Linked DNA regions of Homo sapiens: all the other regions are linked to region 1. A link is a contact called in ENCODE Hi-C or POLR2A ChIA-PET data. All regions are on one chromosome and are shown on one strand. The core of a region is the stretch at or near the end of the contact, and the rest is flanking DNA. Distances in the headings are between cores, read along the strand shown.

Region 1 (2,519 bases), core at 11-2,510:
GACACTTGTGAAAAATTCAGGGAAAAAATCAGTCCCCTGTGGAGTGTGAAAACCATTAAGTGGCAGGAAATTAGATTGAGGTGGCTCTAGTCCCTGGATTTCTACTTCTAAAAAAAAAGTCTAAACTCAAGAGCATTTTTTTGTAAATTACTACATTGGCAGAAACAAAATTCAGGCTTAACGCTTAACCAACTATAAACTGCCAATTAAGCTCTGATTACATAACCATGATATTTCCACCTTGATTGTAAAAATTAAGAACTAGGACGGGGGCAGTGGCTCACGCCTGTAATCCCAGAACTTTGGAAGGCCGAGGTGGGTGGATCACCTGAGGTCAGGAGATCGAGACCTGCCTGACCAACACGGTGAAACCCCCGTCTCCGCTAAAAATAAAAAAAATTGCCAAATGTGGTGGCAGGCGCCTGTAGTCCCAACTACTAGGGAGGCTGAGGCAGAAAAATCGCTTGAACCCGGGAGGTGGAGGTTGCAGTGAGCCGAGATCACGAAACTGCACTTCAGCCTGGGCAACAGAGACTCTGCCTCAAAAAAAAAAGAAAATGAAAACAAAACAACAACAACAAAATAACAACAAAATCTACATAACCGTACCTAGCCAATTACGGAATTTGGTTTTATGATGAAACTTATAAAAACCTTTCCTTCCATGGAATACAAATTAGAAACCACAGCAAGGTGCTCTAAAATTTTTGAATCACACTTTAAATTATTTAATGTTTTTGCAGTGAGGCCCATAAATTTTTAATAGGAAAAAATGGCCTGAAAACCCCACGGACCAAAGCTCTTCCCATTCATGAGCCCGCACCCGGAGTCAGGATTCTGCCCTGACGTTCCTCCCATGGTCCCTGCACAATCTGGGAGAGACGCGGGGCTACTGGTGCAGAGCTGCCCAAAGAGGGCTCCAGGCCAGGGCACAGTCACTGCGCAGTGAAGAGACAGAACGCCCGGGAGCCCGGCTGTCAGCGCAGCCGCCATCTTAAGGCTGAAGGGACTGAGGCCGAGCTGGGCAACAACTCGGGCGCAGATTGTAAAACTGACAGCGAGGAGGCCTGAGTCCCGCCACTGCCGCTTCCCACCGGTTCCAGCCAGCCCCGTTCCCTCTCTTGGGATGTCGCACCCGGCACTCTCACCATTTCTAGGCTTCCAGGGGGCAGGTCACAGGGCCACAGAGGCTGCGCCCCTAAAAGCAGAAGACACAGAGTAGTGAGGACGAGACCTGGAGCTCCGGCCGCAGATAGAGACAAAGGCCCCGCCAAATCCCGGAAGCCGCCCTGTTCGCTCCAGCTGCGTGCCTGATTGGACAGTTCCCAGGACAGCGTCTCTGATTGGATAACGTTTAAGAACCCCGCTTTCTAAGGCCCTGAGTGACAGAAGATGTCATCAGACGTTGGGCTGAATGAAGAAAGATTGACAGCCTAAGCCTCAGCCTTTTCAGGCGGGGCTTCCTCCCGGAGCTGAACGAGGCCCATCTCAGAACACGGAAAAATTTTCTCTCTTCTTTGCTGTCTTTTTTTCAACGTATTAAATATGTGAATAATTTTTTTTTTAGACAAAGTTTCGCTCTTGTTGTCCAGGCTGGAGTGCAATGGCGCGATCTCGGCTCACTGCAACCTTCGCCTTCCGGGATCAAGCGATTCTCCTGCCTCAGCCTCCATAGTAGCTGGGACTACAGGTGCACACAGCCACACCGGGCTAATTTTTGTTTTTTGGTTTTTTTTAGTAGAGATGGGGTTTCGCCACGTTAGCCAGGCTGGTTTCGAACTTCTGACCTCAGGAGATCCACCCGCCTCGACCTCCCAAAATGCTAGGATTACAGTCGTGAGCCACCATGCCTGGCCGACTCGATATTATCTTTAAAGCAAAATTAGGAATACCTTTATTCCCCAGATGTTGGAATATCTGGACACTCCTCCGTCTGGTTCTGCTTAGTAAACATTATTAATTCATTTCCTTAACCATAAATATCTAGAGGCTAGGAATGCCTAACTTACTGAGAATGCAGCCCAGCGAGTCTCAGCGTCATTTTCCTAGCTCTCTCTCAAAACGGAGTCGCTCTGGTTCAAATGATTCTGACATATTTTTCGCCTTCCTTTACAAGAGGACCCTTAATCCTAAGAGTTGCAGAGAGACAAAGATTCGTCTTCTGTAACTTTTTCAGGCTGATTAGGGGCGATAATATTCCTGCCTAACCATTGGTCTCTTGCATTCAGGGTAGAGAGAAATTCAGTCAGACAGTGTTGGTATGGTGAAGGTCGTTCATAACTTCTAGTTCCAAAAGAAGGTGATGTCTAGAAGATTAATAAGCGTCCAATTTAAGAAAGCATTTAGTGAGCTTGTCTTGCATTCCTACACAAAGAGTACAACCACAATATATTCCACAACAGCAAAGCAAAATTAGTAAAATTATTCCACGTAAACTAAACAGGAAAGCCTTTCAAGAAGTGGGCAGTTGTTAGAACCAAACTGATATATGGTTCACTGATAGCACATAAATGGCAGAG
Region 2 (2,519 bases), core at 9-2,508, 230 kb before region 1:
CATGGACACAAGAAGGGGAACATCAAACTCTGGGGACTGTTGTGGCTTGGGGGAGGGGGAAGGGATAGCATTAGGAGATATACCTAATGCTAAATAACGAGTTAATGGGTGCAGCACACCAGCATGGCACATGTATACATATGTAACTAACCTGCACATTGTGCACATGTACCCTAAACGTTAATGTATAATAATAAAATAAAATAAAATAAAGAAAGTTTACACAGCACACAAGGAATCTGGCTGCTCCACCCTAATCTTCTATTATGCAAATGGAGCATTTGCCAGCACCCTGTTGCCTGCTTCTTACTGTACATGTGGTTAACAAGGAAATGGGAAGAGGGTGTCACCATTTTAAACATGCGCCGTCCGCAGTTAGTCCCTTTTCCTATTGGCACAGCTGCCGACATTTATTCATGCAAGCTTTCAGCTTGCTTATCGATGTTTGGAGCTTGATTTTACAGGCTGTTCTTTGTTAAAAAAGAAATAATTTGTGGGCTGCTTTTTATTAAAAGGAAAGCTTTACGAAGGACTTTCTTGCCCTCACTCACTATCTGCCTAAATAATTTCTTTTTAACTCCTGTATCAATAATAATGTCATGGGAAACATTTATGATGTATTTGTATGTATGAATAAGCAAGATAGCAAACTCTAGTTGTTCTTTTTAATTTATTTTTACAAAAGTGTTGTGTACAAATGTAATTTAGTTACATGCATAGACTGCATAGTGGCGAAGTCAGGGCTTTTAGGGTATCCATCATTCAAATAATTTACATTATAACCCTTAAGTAATTTCTCATTATCCAGCACCCACCCTACCTTCTCACCCTTTTACTTCAGGTTTGCTGGGCCTCAATGACAAATAAAACAAAGATAAATTAATTGTTTTCTGGGAGTTAGAATTAAAAATCAACCTAAGAGAAAAGATGACTCCTAAGCCAAAATTTGTGATATATATATATATATATATGTGTGTGTATATATACACACACACACAGAAACATGTTTCTGTGTGTGTGTGTGTGTGTGTATATATTTGTTTATACTCAAGAAACTTATCCAGTCTTTCCCTCTGCACAAATCCAAAATTAAAGCCAAATGGTTCTATGTGATAAACATCATGGTAATAACTTCAAAAAACAAAAAAAAAAGCTTCCTCCAGTGAATGTAAATTTAAAAAAATGAAACAACTGTTTCTCCAGATGTGCAGAAATCAATATAAAGACACATAAAGACAGAGAAAACACAGAAAAGCAAGGTTTATGACACTTTCAAAGGAACACAATAATTCTCCAGTATTCCAAGAAAAAAAAAATAATTGAAAGGACTTTAAAAGACTTTTAGAAGGCTTCAAAATATAGATTTTAAAGAAGCTCAAAGAGATGCAAAAGAAATCTAAAAACCAATACAAAAATAAATAAATAAATTTAGAGTATGAATGGGAAATGTGCCAAGGAGATAAATATCTTTTAAAAGAAACCAAAACAAAATTATGGAACTGAAAGATTTACTGAAGGAAAAAGAAAATACATTCAATGATCCAATAGTAGACTGAAAAGGCATAAACAGAATTTTCAGACCTTTAAATGGGTCTTTTAAAATAATCTACTCAGACAAAACTAAGAAGAATTTTAAAAAACGAACGAAAACTTTGAGATGTTTCTGACTACATAAAGTGACTAAACATAAAAATTATCAGTGTTTCTTAGAAAGAAAAAAACATGAAAAAGTTTAGAAAACCTATTTAAGAAAATAAATGATGAAAAATTTCCAAGTCTAGCAATAGAATTAGACATACATATACAGGAAGCTCAGCAATCACCAGTAAAATAAATTGCAAAACAGACTTCATCATGGCACATGATAACCAGAATTTCTAAAGTCGAAATGAAATAACTAATTATAAAATCAGCAAAAGAAAAGCATCTAGTCATTTATAAAGAAAACCACATCAGACTAAAAGCACACTTCTCAACAGAAACTTTACTGGCCAGAAGATAATGGAATGGCACTTAGAGAGTGTTGAAATAAAAGTGCCAGCCAAAAATTTTACATCAAGGTAAATTAACCTTCACAAATGAAGAAGAAATAGTCTTACCCTGACAAATAAATGCTGGGGAAACTAATTACCACTAGACTGGGTCTATAAAAGATGTCAGGGATTTCTTTTTTTTTTTTTTTTTTTTTTTTCTGAGACAGTTTTGCTCTTGTTGCCCAGGCTGGAGTGCAATGGCACAATCTCGGCTCACTGCAACCTCTGCCTTCCAGGTTCAAGTGATTCTCCTGCCTCAGCCTCCCAAGTAGCTGAAAGTACAGGCACCCGCCACCTCACCCAGCTAATTTTTGAATTTTTAGTAGAGACGGAGTTTCACCATGTTGGCCAGGCTAGTCTCAAACTCCTGACCTCAGGTGATCAACCCACCTCAGTCTCCCAAAGTGCTGAGATTTCAGGCATGAGCCATTGTGCCAGGCCGGTACTTCTAATAGAAAAACAAAAGATTGATATTCACCATCATTA
Region 3 (2,519 bases), core at 9-2,508, 170 kb before region 1:
GAAAAAAGCAGTCCCCTGTGGAGTGTGAAAATAATTAAGTGGCAGGCAATTAGATTGAGGTGGCTCTAGTCCCCGGATTTCTACTTCTAAAAAAAAAATCTAAACTCAAGAGCATTTTTTGGTAAATTACTACATTAGCGGAAACAAAATTCTTGCTTAACCAAGAATAAGCTGACAATTAAGCTCTGATTACATAACCAGGATATTCCCACCTTAAATGTAAAAATTAAGAAACGAGGCTGGGCACGGTGGCTCACGCCTGTAATCCTAGCACTTTCGGAGGCCAAGGTGGGTGGATCACCTGAGGTCAGGAGTTGGAGACCAGCCTGGCCAACATGGTAAAACCCCGTCTCTACTAAAAATAAAAAAATTGTGGTGGCGGGCGCCTGTAGTCCCAGCTACTAGGGAGGCTGAGGCAGGAGAATCGCTTGAACCCAAGAGGCGGAGGTTGCAGTGAGTCGAGATCACACCACTGCACTCCAGCCTGAGCAAAAAAGTGAGACTCTGTCTCAAAAAAAAGAAAAAAAAAAAAAAAAAACGACAACCTAGATTGCTGTACCTAGCCAATTATTGAATTTGGTTTTCTTTATCATGAACCTTGTAACAATCTTTTCTTCAGGCCCCTTCCATGGACCACAAAAGTACAAACCACAGCTGGGTGTGGTACAATTTTTGAATCATTCTTTTATTAAAGTATTTAATATTTTTGCAGTGACGCCCATAAATTTTTAATGGGAAAAAAGAGGGCCTGGGAACCCCACAGACCAAAGCTCTTCCCGTTCATGAACCCGCAACCCGAGTCAGGATTCTCCCCTGACGACCCTCCCCGGGTCCCTGAACAATCTGGGAGAGACGCGGGGCTGCGGGTCCACAGCTGCCCAGAGAGGGCTCCAGGACAGGGCACAGTCACTGCGCAGGGAAGAAACAGGACTCCTGGGGGTCTGGCTGTCAGCGCAGCCGCCATCTTATTTCTGAAGGGGACTGAGGTCGAGCTGGGCGCAGATTGTGGAGCTGACTGGGGGGAGGCCTGAGTCCCGCCACAGCCGCTTCCCACCAGTTCCAACCAGCCCCCTCCCCTCTCTCGGGATGTCGGACTGGCATTCTCACCATTTCTAGGCTTCTAGGGGGTCCTGGCATCTTAGCTGTGGATCTCCAATACCTGCTGGTAACAGCGCCACAGAGGCTGGGCCTCTAGGAGCAGAGGACACAGAGCAGTGAAGACAGACCTGGGACTCCGGCGACAGCGAGAGACAAAGGCCCCGCCATATCCCGGAAGCCGCTTTGTCCAGTCCAGCTGTGTGCCTGATTGGACAGTTCCCAGCCCAACGTCCCTAGTTGGATAACGTTTAAGGCCCCGCCTACTCAGACCCTGAGTGATAGAAGATGTGATCACACCCTAGGCTGAAGAAAGAGTGACAGCCTAAGCTGCAGCCTTATCGGGCAGGGCTTCCTCCCTGAGCTGAGCCAGGCCCACCCCAGAGCATGGGAAAATTCTATATCTTTTTTGCTCTCTCTCTTTTTCAATGTATTCAAAATGTGAACAAACATATTTTATGTATATTAATAATACATATAATTTTTGTTCAAGAGAAAATCAACTTTTACTTTAGTAATAATGTATTATCAGCACTAAAGCTAATTTGATAAACCGTTATAAGTAAATCCATCAGCTGGGCGCGGTGGCTCACGCCTGTAATCCCAGCACTTTCGATGGCCAAGGCGGGCGGATCACATTAGGTCATGTGTTGGAGACCAGCCTGACTATCATGGTGAAACCTCATCTCTACTAAAAATACAAAATTAGCTGGGCGTAGTGGCACGTGCCTGTAATACCAGCTTCTCGGGAGGCTGAGGCAGGAGAACTGCTTGAACCTGGGAGGTGGAGGCTGCAGTGAGCGTGGATCGCGTCATTACACTCCAGCCTGGACAACAAGAGTAAAATTCCGTCTCAAAAAAATAAAAGAAAAAAAAATTAGCTGGGCATGGTGGCGCACGCCTATAACCCCAGCTTCTCGGGTGGCTGAGGCAGCAGAATTCCTTGAACCCGGGGGGCTGAGGTTGCAGTGAGTCAAGATCCTGCCACTGCACCCTAGCCTGGGCGACAGAGCGAGACTTTGTCTCAAAAAATAAAATAAAATAACAAAAATAAAGTCCATCAAATTTGTCTTTTTGACCATTCTAGATTTTTATACATATTTTATGATCTCTTATACTTTTTTTTATTTTTTATTTTTTGTCTAGACGAAGTCTAGCTCTGTCGCCCAAGCTGGAGTACAGTGGCGCCATCTTGGCTAACTGCAACCTCTGCCTCCTGGGTTCAAGCGATTCTCCTGCCTCAGCCTCCCGAGTAGCTGGGATTACAGGCGTGCATCACCAAACCTGGCTAATTTTTTGCATTTTTAGTAGAGACGGGGTTTCACTATGTTGCCAGGCTGGTCACGAACTCTTGGCCTCAGGTAATCCACCCGCCTCAGCCTCCCAAATTACTGGGATTACAGGCGTGAGCCATCGTGCCTGGC
Region 4 (2,519 bases), core at 14-2,513, 140 kb before region 1:
CTATATGTTGTGTCTAAGAACAGGAGTTACAATGTCAACAGTGAACTAAATTTGTACCTGACAGCCTATACTCCTCCTGTGGACTTTGTCTAATTAGTGAAGTCACAGCCTCATACGCATGCTGAATCTTGCTCTGAGTGTCACCAACTCACCTATGGACTGGATCCATATATAAGAGTCAATTTTTCCACCTTTGACTTCCTCTAGGTGTGATCCAGAACTTCAAAAGTGGGCTGTGTTTATGTGAGAATATGATGATGTATACTTTTTGATGGGTGTTCATATAACAGTGAAAATCTCCAGGCCGGCTGCAGTGGCTCACACCTGTAATCCCAGCACTTTGGGAGGCTGATGCAGGTGGATCACGAGGTCAGGAGATTGAGACCATCCTGGCCAGCATGGTGAAACCCTGTTTCTACTAAAAGTACAAAAATTAGCCGGGCATGGTGGTATGTGCCTGTAATCCCAGATACTCAGGAGGCTGAGGCAGGAGAATCACTTGAACCCGGAGGTGGAGATTGCAGTAAGCTGAGATCGCGCCACTGCACTCCAGCTGGGGTGACAGAGCAAGACTTCATCTCAAAAGAAAAAAAGAAAAAGAAAAAGAGAAAATCTCCTCTGTGTGCTGGGTCTTGTTAGTACACTCTTTTTTTTTTTTTTTTTTTTTTTTTTTGGTGAGACAGAGTCTCGCACTATCACCCAGGCTGGAGTACAGTGGCATGATCTCAATTCAATGCAACCTCCACCTCCCGGGTTGAAGCAATTCTCCTGCCTCAGGCTCCCAAGTAGCTGGGATTACAGGTGCCCACCACCATGCCCAGCTAATTTTTTGTATTTTTTAGTAGAGATGGGGTTTCAACATGTTGGTCAGGCTGGTCTTGAACTCCTGACCTCGTTTCACCCACCTCGGCCTCCCAAAGTGCTGGGATTACAGGCGTGAGCCACTGCGCCTGGTTAGTACACTATACTACTCAAAGGCTTTATCCAGTATAAATGAGAGGCACAATTTACTCTAAAATCATGTTTGTAAGCACCCATGACCATACTTGTGGCCCTAAGCCCAGGTATTAGTCAACATCTCTCTTAATTTGTTGGGTTTAAGAGAGTAGAGTCCTCATCTGCTATGTTCTGAGTTTAGAAATGTGTCACCATCTCAACTGTGGTTGGAGGCTCATACATGAGTCACAATTCCAACTGTGGACAGTGTTTGCATTTGAGATTCTGTTTGCATTTGAGATTCAAGACTTCAGCCATAGGCTCTTTCCCTGTGTGAGGGTGATAATCCTAATAATTGGTGAGGTGTGCATATAAGAAACAATCTCACCTTTGTGCTGTGTGCCCTGGGATAACACGTTTGTAACACTCGAGGGCATTATACAATATGTTAGAGTGTGGCAATTCTTTATGACCTTCATAAAAAGAGAAGACCAAGGAAGTGACTCATTTATCTAAGTCGAGCTATGAGAGACAGTATTTCTTCCAATAGCTGACTAGAGGTATGAGAGTCATCATTCCACTTATAAGCTGACTATAGTATATGTCACCATTTAACCTGTAGGTAGGGAGTTAGCAAGAGAGTTACATCACCTGGGATTTCAGCCAAGGTATCTCACAATCTTCCCCGAGGGAAGGAAACAAGCAGGAGTGTCATATCACCTGGGTGCTCAGCCAGGGATATGTTACAATTCTCTCCTGAAAGCACAGCACAGGCAACAGAGTCACATCACCTGGGTGCTGAGCTAAGCACTATGTCACAATGCTCCCTGGGGGCAAGACAGGGGCAGAAGAGCCATATCACCTGGTGTCTGGTTCCAGGGATATGTCACAATATTTCCTGTTCAGGGCACAGTGCAGGCAAGAAGTGTCACCTTTTAGGTCATGGACGCAGATATATGTCACAAGGTCCCTGTGGGCAGAGCCCAGGCAGGAGCATGCAATCCCATAGGTAGTGGGCCTAGCAATATTTTACAATATCCAAAATATTTGAGGCCCAGGGAAAACAGGAGAATCACATCACCTAGATGCTGGGTCCAGTGATATGCCGCAATCCTCCCTTTTGGCAGGGCCCAGATAGAAAAGAGTTACATCATCTAGGTGATGAATAAAAAGATATGTTATAATACCTCTGTGGACAGGGCCCATGCAGGAGATTCACATCATCGAGGTGTTAGAACAAGCCACATGTCACAATACACAATGTACAAGAGGAACCAGGCAGCACAGGAGAGTCACACGACCTAGGTTCTGACCCAGCAATATATTACAATCCCTTCTTAGGAAAAGCCTAGGAAGTAGAGGAAAGTCATATCACCTGGGCACTAGGCCCTGTGATATGTCCAGTGTTCTCTGTGGAAAGCACTAAGACAAGAGAATAGACTCACATCACCTAAATGCTGGGTCCAGAAATATGGCACAATCCCATCTGTACGTTGGGCCCAGGCAGGAGAGTCAAATTACTTAGGTGCTTAAAAAAGGTGTATGTCACAAACACACCTGAATTAAGGTCGAGGTATGAGATT

The links. A loop is a pair of places that touch in the nucleus more often than their neighbours do. ChIA-PET counts read pairs that join two places held with the same protein, here RNA polymerase II (POLR2A). Pooled maps may share reads with other maps.
Region 2: a loop to region 1 is called in a pooled map, with 2.0 times the contacts of the local background. The contact joins the promoter of LINC03085 here to the promoter of ZNF726 in region 1. A Hi-C loop is called at or near these places in 1 of 50 pooled maps. POLR2A ChIA-PET finds 5 or more read pairs at or near these places in 3 of 52 experiments (OCI-LY7, WTC11 and activated naive CD4-positive, alpha-beta T cell).
Region 3: a loop to region 1 is called in a map of B cell, with 21 times the contacts of the local background. The contact joins the promoter of ZNF254 here to the promoter of ZNF726 in region 1. A Hi-C loop is called at or near these places in 6 of 168 maps with a recorded cell type or tissue (B cell, CD8-positive, alpha-beta T cell, naive thymus-derived CD4-positive, alpha-beta T cell and 1 more), 8 of 37 single-sample maps with no recorded cell type and 16 of 50 pooled maps. POLR2A ChIA-PET finds 5 or more read pairs at or near these places in 18 of 52 experiments (B cell, CD4-positive, alpha-beta T cell, CD4-positive, alpha-beta memory T cell and 13 more).
Region 4: a loop to region 1 is called in a map of PC-3, with 4 times the contacts of the local background. The contact joins the enhancer-like site here to the promoter of ZNF726 in region 1. A Hi-C loop is called at or near these places in 1 of 168 maps with a recorded cell type or tissue (PC-3) and 5 of 50 pooled maps. POLR2A ChIA-PET finds 5 or more read pairs at or near these places in 2 of 52 experiments (BJ and activated naive CD4-positive, alpha-beta T cell).

What each region holds. Positions count from the first base shown.
Region 1 is chr19:23,913,627-23,916,145 of GRCh38, reverse strand. ZNF726 (zinc finger protein 726) reads right to left here and starts at 1,260. Exons shown (of 4, transcript NM_001244038.2): 1 at 1,149-1,260. The coding sequence starts at 1,151.
Region 2 is chr19:24,145,214-24,147,732 of GRCh38, reverse strand. It overlaps LINC03085 (long intergenic non-protein coding RNA 3085), which reads right to left and starts at 1,258. Exons shown (of 1, transcript NR_186350.1): 1 at 652-1,258.
Region 3 is chr19:24,085,926-24,088,444 of GRCh38, reverse strand. ZNF254 (zinc finger protein 254) reads right to left here and starts at 1,258. Exons shown (of 4, transcript NM_203282.4): 1 at 1,108-1,258. The coding sequence starts at 1,137. RefSeq lists enhancers at 883-972, 1,033-1,082, 1,133-1,212.
Region 4 is chr19:24,053,360-24,055,878 of GRCh38, reverse strand. It overlaps a transcript of ZNF254 not described here. Among named protein-coding and RNA genes, the nearest start is that of ZNF254, 33 kb to the left of the region's middle. Within about 2 kb of position 1,263, at least 5 of the 41 ENCODE cell types and tissues checked have a DNase peak (open chromatin) inside an H3K27ac peak, as active enhancers do; they include PC-3, where a contact is called at or near this core.